Regions from separate parts of the Homo sapiens genome. Here region 1 is linked to region 2. Evidence: chromatin contacts called from ENCODE Hi-C data. All regions are on one chromosome and are shown on one strand. Each heading gives the region's core, a stretch centred on a gene start or an enhancer-like site at or near the end of the contact. The rest is flanking DNA. Distances are from core to core; before and after follow the strand shown. Region 1 overlaps ZBTB7C (zinc finger and BTB domain containing 7C). Region 2 holds the start of ZBTB7C (zinc finger and BTB domain containing 7C).

The links. A loop is a pair of places that touch in the nucleus more often than their neighbours do. Pooled maps may share reads with other maps.
Region 1: a loop to region 2 is called in a map of posterior vena cava, with 10 times the contacts of the local background. The contact joins the enhancer-like site here to the promoter of ZBTB7C in region 2. A Hi-C loop is called at or near these places in 14 of 168 maps with a recorded cell type or tissue (Right ventricle myocardium inferior, adrenal gland, aorta and 7 more) and 9 of 50 pooled maps.

What each region holds. Positions count from the first base shown.
Region 1 is chr18:48,348,885-48,355,592 of GRCh38, forward strand. The region is part of intron 1 of ZBTB7C (zinc finger and BTB domain containing 7C); the gene reads right to left. It overlaps LOC124904352 (a long non-coding RNA gene), which reads left to right. Exons shown (of 3, transcript XR_007066457.1): 3 at 2,375-6,570. Among named protein-coding and RNA genes, the nearest start is that of ZBTB7C, 57 kb to the right of the region's middle. Within about 2 kb of position 2,932, at least 2 of the 41 ENCODE cell types and tissues checked have a DNase peak (open chromatin) inside an H3K27ac peak, as active enhancers do.
Region 2 is chr18:48,404,186-48,411,931 of GRCh38, forward strand. It overlaps ZBTB7C (zinc finger and BTB domain containing 7C), which reads right to left and starts at 5,198. Exons shown (of 5, transcript NM_001318841.2): 1 at 5,041-5,198. RefSeq lists enhancers at 3,479-4,098, 4,099-4,716 and a silencer at 5,987-6,366.

The sequences.
Region 1 (6,708 bases), core at 1,682-4,181, 58 kb before region 2:
CCCCTGGGGAGGGCCGGTTTCCAAGAGTTCCTGAGTGGACATGCATCACCTGGCTGTGCCTGCTGCCCCTCTGCTCTCACACACACACATGCATCTGGCCAAGGGAAAAAGCCCTGAGGGACAGATGGGAGGCATGGAAGCTGGGGGAGGGGCAAGGAGGTGGCAGAAGAGCACAGTAGGGGCCACAGGGTCAAGGGGGCTTTAATGCAGCCCTAGGCATGGTGCTGGCTGGCTGGTGGCTGGCAGGACCTATTAGCAGCTTGCTCAGTGGCTCCTTCAAATTGAAAGGTCACAGCATCCTGGCCATACCCATCAGGGGAGGGAGGACTAAAGGAGGAAAACATTTTTCCCCTCAGTATATTTTCCAATATGAAATGGGCATGGATGAAAGAAATGTCAGAGAAGAGCAATGATAAATTTTCTCTTTACATCAAGAAGACCAAGTTCAAGTCTGCATCTTTTTTTGATTAGTTTCTTGCATATTGCCTAATGCCCACCTAGCACCACCAGATGCAAACTATAGAGGCTGCATATGTGTTTTAGGGAGTCCCTATAATATGTTCTGTCCTGTTGAGATGACACATTGACAAATGAATAAAGCAGATCCCTACATAAGGGGGCGTGTGGTCTTGTGAGAGGAGGCTGGGCACACAGCTCCAAAGGCAGAGACCCTGAGTCACCCAATCTTGGAGTGATGCTGAAATGAATGATGTCCATGCTAAACGCTGGAGGAGGAAAGTTTAAAGTAGAATCAAGCTTTTCCAGAGGTGGTAGATCCTCCAGCCCTACCACCACTCAGACTAGTTGGCCAGCCACACGCAGGGGAATGAGCTAAAGTCTGGTCCATTAGGGCCCAAGATGGCAAAGGGCCTAGAAATTCCACATTTAACAGAGGCCATGCAGTGGGGGTACACAGTACTGGCATCCTGGAGGGCAGTTTTAAAGGGAGGGGGAGAGAGACTGCAAAACTCAGCCCAGGATGGGGACTACATTTTCTTCATTTTGTGGCCCCTGCACCTAGCACAGTGCCTGGCCTGTAATGGGAATGCCACCTGCCCTTCATAAACAGGGCTATGTCCCACAGCATTGACAGTCTGCTGCACTGCACGGCACTACACTGAAATGAGTGCGTTTCCTCAGTGCATGTGCTGAGTCCCACTCTAACTAGACTGGGACTCTTAAAAACTGTTTTCTTTGTTTATTGTTTTGAGTGGAATATTAGCTTTCTATTACTGCTGTAACAAATGGCCACACCCTTAGTGGTTTACACAACATGAATTCATTATCTTACAGTTCTGGAGGTTGAAGTCTGACAAGGGTCTCACTGGGCTAAAATCAAGGTGTCAGCTTAGCTGTATTCCTTCCTGGAGGCTCTAGGGAGGAACATCTCCTTGCCTTTTCAAGCCTCCAGGGGCTGCCTGCATTCCTTGGCTGGTGCACCTTCCTCCATCGTCAAAGCTAGAAGCATAGCATCTCTCTGAAGGTTCTTCCGTAGTTACGTCTCCCTCTCTGACCACGGCCAGGCAAGGTTCCTGCTTTTAAGGGCTTATGCGACTAGATTGAGCACATCTGGATAAACCAGGATAATTTCCCCATCTCAGTATCTATAACCTTAATCCCATCTGCAAAGCCCCTGTGTCACATAAGGCAACATACTCACAGGTTCTGGGGATTTGAGTGTGGACATTTTGGAGAGGCCATTTCCTGCCAACCACAAATAACAAATACATTCACATTGTTCAAAACCCAAATGGCATAAAAGGCTATAGATTGAAAAGGTGCCCTTCCACCCCTGTCGCCCACCACCCAGTTCCCCTCCCTGTTAACATTTCCTTGTGTTTCTATCCCAAGAGGTTTTATGCCTAAAGCAATAGCAGTATGTATAATTTTTACACCCATGGTACAGTACCATAATACTGTTCTGCAACTTGTTTTTATCATAACACCCTTGAGATTGTCCTGGATCCGTATATAAAAGCATCCTTGTTCTCTTTAATGGCTGCATACCCTTCCAGTCTGTGGATGCACTATAGTTGATTAATCTAGTCTCCTGCTGATGGACTCTTAAGTTGTTTATAATCTTTTGGTCTTACATACAACACTGCAGTGAACAATCTCGTATGTATACCATTTCCTGTATGTGCCTGGATGTCTGTAGAATAAATTCATATAAGTGGAACTCATGGGCCAAAGGACATCTGCATTAAAATTCCCCAGCTACTGCTGAATGGCCCTTCACAGAGCTGAACTAATGTACACACACACTCCCCACCCCAAGCCATGTGTGAGTGCGAGATGGAAGCCCTTTTTGACAGAGAAGCCACGGCTCACACCTCTTCTTTACCCCTCCCTGCTGCCCCCGTGTTTATTCCAGGGATGAACCCAGGAAGCCCTTGAGGATTGCTGCCACTCAAAATCCCCTGGACTCTTGTTGGTGACGGGGCAGGAGTGGAGAGGAGGACAAAGCCGGCAGCCAGCAAAGGAGGGCCCAAGTTCAAAGGTGTTAAAAGACCCGTGGCTTTGGGTGTCTCAACCAGCAAACTTCTCCTCCCTCACGGACTTTCTACAGGCTTGCAAGCCAACTGGTTTCCCCAGTGGGGAAAGTATACCACCACTGTCTAAAAGGAGGGCCTCTCGCCATGGATGTGCTACAAGAGGAGATAACAAATGCATTTGGGTTTCCAATGGCCCAGCTGCACCGTGTTAAGAAAAACGCCGTTTTCCTGCTCTTAATCCATTCCTGGTGGAGATGTTGCTTCAACTTGAAGGAGCCTTTTATGTGCTGAAGTCAACTGCAATCTAAAAGATAAGTTAAATCACTTATTCAGGAAGACAGGAAGCCTTTGACAGCAGTGACTGATTAAGATTTCACAGCAGCCAGAGCCAGGCCTACGGAACCCAAAGAGTGCTCGTTCCCTCACCAACCAGCACTGTTGGCCCCTCCTTGGCAGCAAGCCAAGCTCAGAATCCTACCCTCGGGGAGATTTCCCTCTGACAGAGCATGGAGGGGGCTGGAGCAGACAGAGGGGAGTGCTAAGTCCCAGCAGGTGAACCTGAGAGCCCTGATGACAGGAACTAGAGATACCCCACCCTCTGCCCAGCCCCCTTCCTCACCTCCATTTAGCCTTGGCCTGGTCTCCCATGGTCAGCTCAAGGGTCCCCTCTTCCAGGAAGCCTTCCCTGACCCTACAGGCCAGGACTCGCAGGTGCCTTTACACAACATGTTCCTAGAGCACTTGTACTTTACCCCATCCTCGCACCTTTGACTCTGAAGACTTGCCTGTCACCTGGCATGGCAGCCACTTGACTGTGAGCACTCTGGGGGCAGCACATGGTACCATGCTGGATGCCCACTAAGCTCTTGGCACGTGTTTGGAAGGCAGAGGAACCTGAGCTCAGGGAACAGAGTGACTACCTGCCTTGCCAGTGTCACCTGCCAGCTTATCCAAGTGCTCACAGCCCTGCTGGCTGCTAACCACTGGGCCAGGCCCTGGGGGCATCCGCAGTATTCCAACAGGGCTTCTTGTCCTAAAATGCCACCCAGGCCCCAAAGGCCCACTGTTAGAATCCACTCTTTTAGCAAAGCATCACCTCCAGAAAGTTCCCATCCCCAAGAGGAGGCACAGTCTCACCCTGTGGTCCTCTTCATCTGCTTGGCCAGCCAGGGATGGGGCTCAGGGGAAGGATTAATCTAGGGCCCAGGATGCTGACCAGGGTGAGCAGGCTGGAGGAGGCACTGGGGTGGGCAGTCCATGGGCAGCCTGGGGGCACTGGGTCCAGAAGATGAAAGTATGCCTCAAGGGCATCAAGGTAAGATCCCAACTTTACACATGAACAAAACCCTCAGAAGAGCAGAACTGGGCTAAGTTCAGGACAGAAGAGATGTGCAAGCAGGTGAGCAAATGATGTCAAGGTTGGAGGTGAGCTGAAAGGCGCAGGGGGTAGCTCTGTGGAAAGCACAGTGTTCACTGTGTTGGGAGGGCTGGGACCCAAGTTACTCCACCCCTAGTCCCCCACTTCTGCACCAGTGGTAGCCCTGGGCAGGCCATCAACCTTAGATATCTGAATATGAGAATCATCATCTGCCCTGCCTGCCTTGCACAACTACTGCTCTACATTAAATCAGAAAGGAGATGAGAAAATTCTCTAGAAGCCTAAAAGCAATATAGAAATAGAAACTGTTGTAACAATCATCATTTGCTTTTTCAGAGTGTCTTGCAGCCTGTATAGGGCTTTCCTATCCAGTAACCTCCTAACCCTCAAAACAACTCTGGGAGATAGGTATGGATATGTATACTCAATTTACAGATGTGAAAACTGAGGAACAGATAGTTCCAGCCCAGAATCACACCAATAACAAGGGGCTGAGGTGACAGCTATGTCCAGGTCTTCTGCTGCAAATAGAGTATTCTATTTACCACACCAAGATGTACCCTCCATTGTCTAAAATCACAAGCTCTGGCTGTACAGAAAACCCTCCTTATTCTTCAGTCTTTCTATGGATTTGTTGATTCCTCCTCCTTCTTCAATCCATCCGTGGATTTGCTGATTGACAAATGAGCTTCCCTGGTCTCCTTGTCATGGCACTGTTTGGGGGAGTTTGTGGTCAGAGTTTTTATCTGAGGACAAGAAACCAGGCTGCAGCCTGGGCTCAGCCTCTTATCCATTGTGGGGCTAAGGAAGAGTCCCTGTCCCCCAGTATTCTCCAATCCCATCTGATGTTAAAACCTCTTAATGACCCTGATCTAAGCATTTCCAGAAAAAGGTTCTCAGGGCCTTTCTGGGGGTGGCGGGGGCAATCCTTTGTGACAGCATGAAAAGCCGGATGGGGCTGGCCTGGTTGCAATGGCACACGCTAGGTTCCAGGCACTCCACACGTTTCTCATGATAACCTCGTGGTTGATACTCACACAGATGAGGAGCTGAAAGGCTGCAGGAGCTGCCCACCATCCTCACACAGCGTGGAAGTGGTAGCACCAAGACTGAGGCCCAGGAGGGGGGTCCAAAGGGCCATCCTGCATTTTCCATTGCAGCAGGGTGGGAAGGAGAGGGAGATAGAGACTTTACCTCTACTCTAAATCACCTCCTTAGGTTGCCATATTTTCCTTACTTCAATGAATTATGTGGAACAAAATACACTCAATTGGTAGCAGAAATCGGCCTCCAGTTTCTCAGATCCTCATTCAACGAAAGCATCCTTTGCAGGTGCCACTGCTTGGGAATACACCTGTAATTCACATCTGCACACAAAACTCCATCTTTCTTTGAGGCCTGAACAAACAGGTTTTTGTCGTTTTGTGGTTTTTGTTTGTTTGTTTGTTTAAGAGATGGGGTCTCACTATGTTGCCCAGGCTGGCCTCAAACTCCTGGGCTCAAGGGACCCTACTGCCTCAGCCTCCAGAGTAGCTGGGATGACAGGTGCACACCACTGTGTCCAGCTTTACAAATAGGTTTCTTAGGCTGACCTTATCAATCTCAACATCAACACAATTAAGGAATTTGCTCACAATAGTCTCCTGTTGGAGTCTTTACGTGCACGAACATCGTTCTCACAGACCATCCAATATGGACAAACTTGACTTGGAAACAGGAAAATAGGGAGGTAATTAATCACCTGGTAAAAGGACACACCCCAGATGTACTTTTCACATCACCATCCCCAAATATGCCTTAAGGGGCATCAAGGTAACATCCCAGCTTTATACCACATGAATAGAGCTTCTCTATTCATGTGGTTTTCAGAACATATCCATCTACTAGACTCAGGAACTTGACTTGAGAGACATGGATATTTCTTGCTTCCTGGCAGCAAATCCAACAGCAATTCCAGTCCCTGCAGCCAGTTAGGCAGGGAGGAAAGGGCTGGTGTGTCAGGGCTGGTCCAAGCACACTGGTATACTTGAGTCAACATCTGCAGCAGAGGAAGGGAGACAGAGGGGACTGAATAAACGGAGCTGTGCCATTGGGAGTCCACCAAGCACGCCAATGCCCTCCTACGCCCCTCAGCTCCAGGCCTCCTGGCCTCACACCACCCTAGAACATTCTTGTTGCCCAAACCTCAGAGGAGGGCTTTCCCTGAACCAACTCTGACTTCCTGCTTCCTCTCTGACCCTACATGGTGGTACTCCACCTCTGCCAGACATCCCTTCCCTGCTCTGCCTGCAGCTTCATCAAAGCCTACTGGGCCCTGGAGAAGAGAGCCATGCCAATCCCCCCTGCAGTGAGCTAGCACAGTGCATTCAGGTTAGTTACTTTCCTTCTTGGGCATCTCTGGTTTATAACATGAGCCTCTTGGAGAGGGCGGTATTTTGAACAAAAGGAAATAATCTTTCATTGTGAAATTTCAAGGACTGTGGGGGAAGAAATCCAGTGAGGCTGGAGGGCAGTAATGGGGGAACAGAGAGATCTCTGAGATACAACAATGTCACACGGACCAGCCATGAGCTACTACTGGAAATCTGTTTTTCAAAATTTAAAAGAGTCAATTTCCAGATGTCTGCTTAGCGGAGCCAAACTGCTGTTGATTTGTTCCCAGTTCGCCACGGAATAAAGTCTGAACTCCTCACCCGAGCACTCCAGACCTTCCACGTTCTGGCTCCCATAAAGCCTGCTCTCCTTCCTGCCCCTCCTAGGAACCCCACTTAGCCATTCGCTTCCGCACTATCCTGCAGACCTGCTCGGGGCTTCCCAGCCTGCACACTAGCCCAG
Region 2 (7,746 bases), core at 3,948-6,447:
TAGTTGCAGTGAGCCGAGATCGTGCCGCTGCACATCAGCCTGGGTGACAAGAGTGAGAGACTCCATCTCAAAAAAAAAAGAATATAGTCCAGGTGATGTGTCAGTGAGAAGCCAGTTATGGGAAGATCTGAAGGAAGAACTTTCCAGACAAAGAGAACAGGCAAGCCAGAAACACATGAGCTCAATGTGTTTAAGAAACAAAAAGGAGGTGGAAGGGTGGGCACAGGGAGTGAAGGGGAGGTCAGAGACGCAGACAGGGACCAGATCCCGCATGCCCACGGTTGGTTACACAAGGGAGTGGCCTGGTCTGCCTTACTAAAGAAAACTCACTCTGCCTGCTCTGTGACACTGGATTGTGCCATAACAGCCTATAGAGGACGACTTCATCATTACCTGTTGTACTGATGAATGATGCTCCCAACATCCACTGGGGTTAGCGGTATGGAGGGGCCAATCAACTTGGCCCCAGGGTTCTCACAATGCCTGTGGGAACCCCATCTCTTTTTATCTACTTCTATGACTTTGCCTTCCCAACATCCCCTTCACAGTGCCATGGAGTACGGCAAATAAGATGCATATCCAACTGCTGTCCTCCCATCCACCCATGCCCAGCCCGCAGCATTCATTCAGCAAATGTTTTTCATGTCCAGCCCTTGCTGATGCTGAGGACGTGAAGATGAGCAACATGCCAGCCCTGCCCTCAAAAGCTCCAGCATGTGAGGGCTGTGAAAAGCTGGCCAGGTGCCACCCACAGCCACAGCTGTCCAGCCCTGACCTCTCCATCCACAGCCTCCTACTGAAGTCTCCCCCTGGTAAAACCTGCTGTGAGCCCCTGAGACAGTTCTGATGGGCGGATCAATTCACACCAAAGGGTTAAACAGAAAGACAAGCTCAGTGCCTTGCCAGCTTCCTCCACCCCACCCCACCCCCATTCCTCCCTCCACCAACCCAGGGAAAAAATCTGTTCGGCCTCAGGGATGAAGTTGTAACTGATGGCATGGCAGGTACTATTTACTCCAGACAAAGGAGGGAGGACTTTGGTGTTGGTTTGAGGAGTGGGTGGGTTAGGGGCCATCGGGGACCTATTTGGGGCAGAGTCAGGGGAGGAGGCAAAGAGCTTTGAATGCATGCCTTCAAACCTCCTCGACCAGCCCCACACAGAAATGACTCAGCTTGGAGTCAGAGGGAACCACATCTAATTTGCCACTTTCAAAATCTCCTGCATAAGAATCATTGTTGTCATTATTTAGAAAAGCCAACTACCCTCACGTTAATGAGTTCTTGAGTTCTGTCCTGTGAGATTTCTGGGGTGTACCTCACTTTGTGCAAATGGGAGAGTAGTATCTGACAAAAAGTACACACGGTGGCTCTAGAAAATCCTTGTAACCCATCGTTTCTCAGCCTTTTGGATAAGATAAAAGTGTGGAAAATCCTTGTGTCCTAAATTCCCCTAGGGCAGCTGGCACTCCAAGAAGCCCTGCAGGATGCTGCACACAGGCTGGGGTTCACTCCGGTACCCTCCCTGCAGGATGCTGCACACAGGCCGGGGTTCACTCCGGTACCCTCCCTGCAGGATGCTGCACACAGGCCGGGGTTCACTCCTGTACCCTCCCTGCAGGATGCTGCACACAGGCTGGGGTTCACTCCGGTACCCTCCCTGCAGGATGCTGCACACAGGCCGGGGTTCACTCCTGTACCCTCCCTGTAGGATGCTGCACACAGGCCGGGGTTCACTCCGGTACCCTCCCTGTAGGATGCCGCACACAGGCTGGGGTTCACTCCAGTACCCTCTGTGTGGTTCATTGATAGGTTTTCTTCCAGTGGGACACAGTCATCCTGGGGAGAAGTCACTGCTATAGATGGTTCCAGACCCTTGAGTCTCTTCTTCCCAGGAGGGGAGGATGGGTTATAAATAGCCTGGACTCCTTCAGCCCTACACAGGCACAGATCCCACACCCCCGCCCCAGCCTCAGCCAGCTGGTCCTTCCGCGCCCAAGTTCCCACAGCCTGCTATGAGAGGGAGGACAACTGCCCACCCTCGGTGGGGGCAGGGAACAAAAATGCCCTGGTGACAGCCTCCAGTGAACTGTAACTACAACCCCACCACTCCTTCATACCCCCTTCACACCGCCCCTGCTGGAGAGGGGTGAGAGGCCGGTAATATTACTAGGGGGTCTCTTATACCCTGGTCAGCCCAGGAAGCCCAAGTTGCGTGCTGAGAATGTTAATTCAGTGGGAAAAGTTATAGGAATAATACTCTCCCCGTCTCTCTGCCTCAGTTTCTCCCTCTGTAATATGAACAAATAGCTGAACTATCTATCTTGTGGGAATGCTGATGAGATTAGCATGCAAAAAAAGTGAAAGGCATCGTAACACTGTATTATTATCAGAATATCAGACATTGACTTCTTCTGTAGGACCCCTAAACACAGGAGATGTGGAGTAAGGGGGCACTGATTTCTATCTGTTCATGAAAGCAGAAGAATTATACCCGGCAACTCTGCACTAGCCTTGAATTCTTGATACTCTGTGTCCTTGAAAGCAATCAAACTTACAAAATATTCTCTCTTGCAAGTCATTTCTGACTAATACAGATTGACACACATTGCATCCAGCTTATTTTCATAAAATTCTGCTGGACTGTATATGACATTATAGACTGAAATCTAGCATCGCCCTAGAGTATTATGGTTTTGGAGGAAAAAGTTCACATAACAATCACTCTGGTTATCATTCAATTCCTTCCTGCTCATACACACTGGTACAAAATAAGTGGCTAAAATCAAAGTGGCCAACTCGTAGTTCTTTTTTAATTTAGACACTTTGTTTGCTCAATAAAATACAGAGTAAAAAACATTTACTGAAAACCCACTCATTGATGTTTAATGGCTGTGTCAAATACTCATAACAACATTTATTCCAACACCCCCAGATAATTGCTCATCTTTCTCATTTGGTATCCACAACAGCACAGCATTTGTGTCCAAGTGTAATTGATCCAAAATTGGGCTCCCTTTCAAAAATATCTGTAAAATCTAATTACCAGGAAAACAGAGTTCTGGCATCCTATGGAAAGTGGGTGCTTCAGTGAAAAAAAGCTGCAAATTCTTCTTGGCTAATCAAGCTGCATTGTGTTACAAAAGGAGTTTGAGGAATTTGGGATAATGAGGGAGCAGGAAAAGTTGGGATAGTGTCAGACTGGACTTTGCAGTGACAGTCCTGGTTTTTTTAAGCCAAGGGCACGGGACGGGAAATATACCACATTCGCTGGCAAGCATGGATTTAGAAAGTACCAGATAAAGAGGCCATGATGGGCTTGGGGTGTGGGGGTGGCATTTCTGATCTCAAGCCCTACCAGGCCTTGCCCAGGGAAGTCTCTCCACCCTTGCCTGGAAGGCTGATGTCATTTCTAGTCTCACTGGGCCTCTAGCCACTGTAGCAGGTCACTTTCCTTCCTTGGGCCTGAGTTTGCTCATCTGTAAAATGAGTGCTCCTAATATCTCTAGGGTCTCTTTCAACTTCAAAATCCTATGACCTTCTATAAAGCAAAGGGCATGCTTTTTGCTCATGTACTTGTGGGGGCAGGGAGCGGGAGCCACCGGACCAAGGAGAATGAAGGACTGAGAGTTTCCACCTCTCACGCAGTTTTGTACCTAGTTTCAACACCCGGGTATCTGGCCCGCTCTGGGAATAATGATTTCTTTCAGCCCAGGACGACCTACCGAGGTGTTTCTACCTCGCTGCCCTGGATTCCTCAACCCCGCCAATGAAGAACAGGGCCAAGCCACCGGACTTCTCGGAGCCTCTCTCCCAGGTCTGGGCACAGTATATCTTCTTTTAAGGGGTCTTCCCTTCCCACTCCCACTCCTCTTTCTGTCCTAGAAGCACCAGAAACTCCGGCTCTAGCCTTGCGCATGGTCCAGCGAGACTTCCCATACAGGCAGCGCACGCCACCCACCCCCAGCTCCCCTCGGCCTTGCGCCCGCGCCGCGGAAGGTTGGGTACCAGCCTCCACAGCTTTGCAGATTGCAAAGATAACGGGAGCTGCCGCTTCGCTTTTCTTTGGCTCCTCCTGGCCTTCATCCTAGTAAAACCAGACAAGCAACCGGAAAAACAAAGCAGCACAGCGGCCAGAGACAATTCGCTTTCAACGGAGCAAGAGACGTACACACCTTGAGAGAAGACGCACGCAGTTCCCGTGCGTGTCGCTGGGAACAGACCTCGCACTACCCCGCGCGGCGACAGGCACCGGGCCAGGCTCGGCTTCACTTGTCCGAGGCTTGGAGGAACTGTGTGCGTGCGCCCATTTCCCCCAGCTTCCCGACTTGACAGCAGCAAGGATCTTTGAGTCCTGCATGAGCGACACCTCGGGCAAGGACTGTACTCTGCTCAGATCTCATCGAGAGGTGCTGGATCCCAGCCTTTCCAGCTCATTTTCCAATTTTCAAGAAAAGACAGCGCGAAGTGAGACTGCAAAAGTCCCAGGAAAACGTCACTCACCAAAACGCTCCCGCGCCTTCCAGGCAGAAGTGCGGTAAAACTTTTGGCAGAAACCACCTGTGGCTGCCGACGGGCCCGCCCCGCTCGGGCCCGCAGGCGCCGCCGAGCCCCGGGCCGCACGCGCCCGCAGAAGTTCCTTTCCAGCCCCGCGCGCCACTTCGCTCCGGGCCGCGGTGCCAGCCAGGAGGCGCGGCGCCCGCTCGCTGGCTCGCTCTCCGCTGGCTCTCCCCTCCCTCCTTCCCTCCCTCCCTCCTCCCGCCTCCTCCGTTGCATGGCTGCCGCACGGAGCCCCTGAATAGCCACCGCAGCCCCCCGCCTCCTGCCCACCGCGCGGAGGGCGCCCCTGCTCCAGCCGGCGCCCCAAGGCGCGCGGACCGCCGGCCTCCTAGCAACGGCCCCCGCAATCGCTTTCCGGCGCAGCCCAAGCAAAGCCACCCGCCCGCCGCCCCGCGACCTCCCGAACTGCCTCGGCTGCCGAGGTGCTGTGGAGATCGCGACCCCGGCAGCCGGCGCCCGAGCCCGGCGCGCGAAGCCGCTCACCTCCGCGCGCCGCCGGCCCTGCGCGCCTCCCGCACTTGGCTCCGGGACGCAGTCCTGGCGTCCTCCTTCGCCGCCGGTGTCCGCCGGTCCCTGCGCGCCCGAGCCTCGCCGGCCGCGCCGCTGTCAGAGTCTCGTGGCGGGGCTGCGCCGGCGGGTATGGAGCTGAGCGGCGGCAGCGGGCGAGCGGGCAGCTCCTCCCTCCCCGCGCCGCGCCTCCGCCCTCCCCGCGCCCCGCCTCCCGCGCCGCGGCTGTCAGCCCCGCGCCCCGCGCCCCGCGCCCGCGCCGCCGGCTCGGGGGGCGCACAGGGCTAAAGGGCCCGGATGTGTGCGGTCGCCTGTCGCTCGCGCCCGCCCCCTCCCCGCCGCGCGGCACATGCACTTGCTGCGCCGCAGCCCCCGCCCGGCTCCGCTAATTTCTATTTTGACAGTAACTGTGGCGAGTGGGCGGCGCGGCGGGGGGCGCCCGGGACTGGCGGAGGCTGCGGGCGGGAGTCAGGACCCGACGCGGAGGCGGAGTGGGGGGGCCGGGCACCGCCACCAACCGCTCGGGGCTCCGCGTCTTTTCTCTTTCTTTCCTTTTTTCTCTCTGCCTCCTCCAGGATTTAAAGGGACAGCCCCGGCAGAGGCGAGGGGGCCAGGCGGCCGCCGTTTCTCCGGTCTCCTGACGCCCTCTGCGGCCCGGCCGGACCCGCCCGCACCCCCAGCGCAGGCTTGGGACCGCCGGGTATTTTTAGGTCCACACCCGACCCGGGGCAGCGGTGCGGCAGAGATGGGCTCTGCCGACCCGGGGCAGCGGTGCGGCAGAGATGGGCTCTGCCGCCCCGGCGCACGGCTATTTTTACAGAGTCCGATGGGGGAGGAAATAAAACAACTCGGCAACTGCTTTTCTACCCGAAAGTCGGGAGCAAGGAGTGGGGGCGAGAAGTTAAGTTTCCCAAATGCTCTCGGCACTCCAGCGAGCGCACCAAGACGCCTAGCCAGCACCTGAAACCGCAAGCTTGCCGCACCCCGGGGCGCCGAATCTCAGCGGGCAATCGCGCTCGGCGGCGCTGCGGCCCGGAGTCCCCACCCCTCTGGAGCCTTGGGCCCCGCACTCCGCACCCCACACGCCGGGGAGCAGCCGCTGGCCGCCCGTCACTCCCCGGGTCGGCCTGGAAGGCGGCCTTCCGAAGCGTCCAATCACCGCGCAACAATGCCAACGGGCGGGCCCGGGGAGGGCTTGTCCCCGCCCCGTCCCGCCGGGCCCCGCCCCCTCGGAGTCTGTCGGGGCAGGAGAATCTCGCTGGGACGCCGAGTGCTCAGCGGTGCTGGAAGCCACGAAGGGCCAGTGCGAGGGGAGGAGGAAGGGTCCTGGCCCTGGAGAGGGCGTGAGCGTTCTCGGGCGAGGCGACACTTGGGCAGATGTTCCCTCCAGCTACGGGCCGGGGAAACTCGAGCTGGCTTTGCCTCCTACCTTTTTGCAGTCCACCCCTCTGCGCTCCAGACAGACATAGGAACCCTCGCCCTCCTTGGTAGTACATCGGAGGCAGCACCCTCGCACGTCAGCGGGTCCTCTCCGGGGCTCCTCCCTCAGAAGCGGGAAAGTTTGTCGTCCTCAAACTCCTACCCGGCTGCGCTTATCTGAGGCGCACCTGGCGCCCAGGAGAGGCGAGATGGCGAATCCCGGCCGCCTAGTGCCCATTCTGGCTACGGATTAATAAAAGGGCAGTGGGGCTGCTGCTGTGTCCTTTAATGCTGAAGACACTGGATGACATTTTTTACAGAATTCACAAAAATAAGTTTGTGAACCTTTGGTGCCTCTTCCTAATATCACTTATTGGGATTTTTTTTTAAACCATTTCATTCATTCGTGTAATAAACGCACATTGCAAGATAGTACGTTGGGAGTAGTGAAAACAAGGGAAAACGGGCTCTGGAATAGGATGTAAGAGTGGAAAACTAGATATGAATAGAGGGATCTGAAACGTAGGGTTTGGGTACAATTATGTCACGTTTAATTTGCCAAAGAGATCTGGTTTTTCCTACTAAGTAAATTTCACCAAATGAACAGTTTGGACAGCCATCTTATCCAAACTATTCAAATGCACATGTAAATCTAGGATAGTCTATCGTGGAACCTAAGGTATGTTCAGGCTCAGGATGTCAGATTTCCAAGTTGCTAAAGCTTCCAGAATGGCAAAATAATATATCTCGCTTTCAGCAGCTGTGGCAGCCACTGCCCTCTCATATTAGGTTTGTCTCTCTGTTAAATTAAGTTGCCTGTCTTGCTTCCCTTCATTAAAGGGTTTTCAGTTACTTGGAATGCTGCTGACCCAGCTGATATGGCCCCGCTTCTAAGCCATAAGTCTGGCTGCGCCTCATGCCAAGCATGCGGATGCATTTAGAGAGCACCTAGAGGATCCCAGCCCTGCAAATGCCCAGACACCTGCAGGAAATAGAAATGTAGTTCTGGGGGTGAGGGCAGCTACAGCCATAAAAAGGGCATTTAGGTTGAGAAAAGAGGGATGTGGGCAGTAAATTAGACTCTAATAGTAAAGAGTCTAGTAAATAGTAAATAGACTCTAATATAAATGTGGCTCTAAATCAGAAAGTTTCTCCTCTCTTCTCTGGCTCAAAGTAGATGTTCTATAGCTTTAGCTCATGGAATAGCGTAAGCATGGAGATCCAGTGAGTGCTGTAAGATTTATTTGCAACGTACTAGTTTGG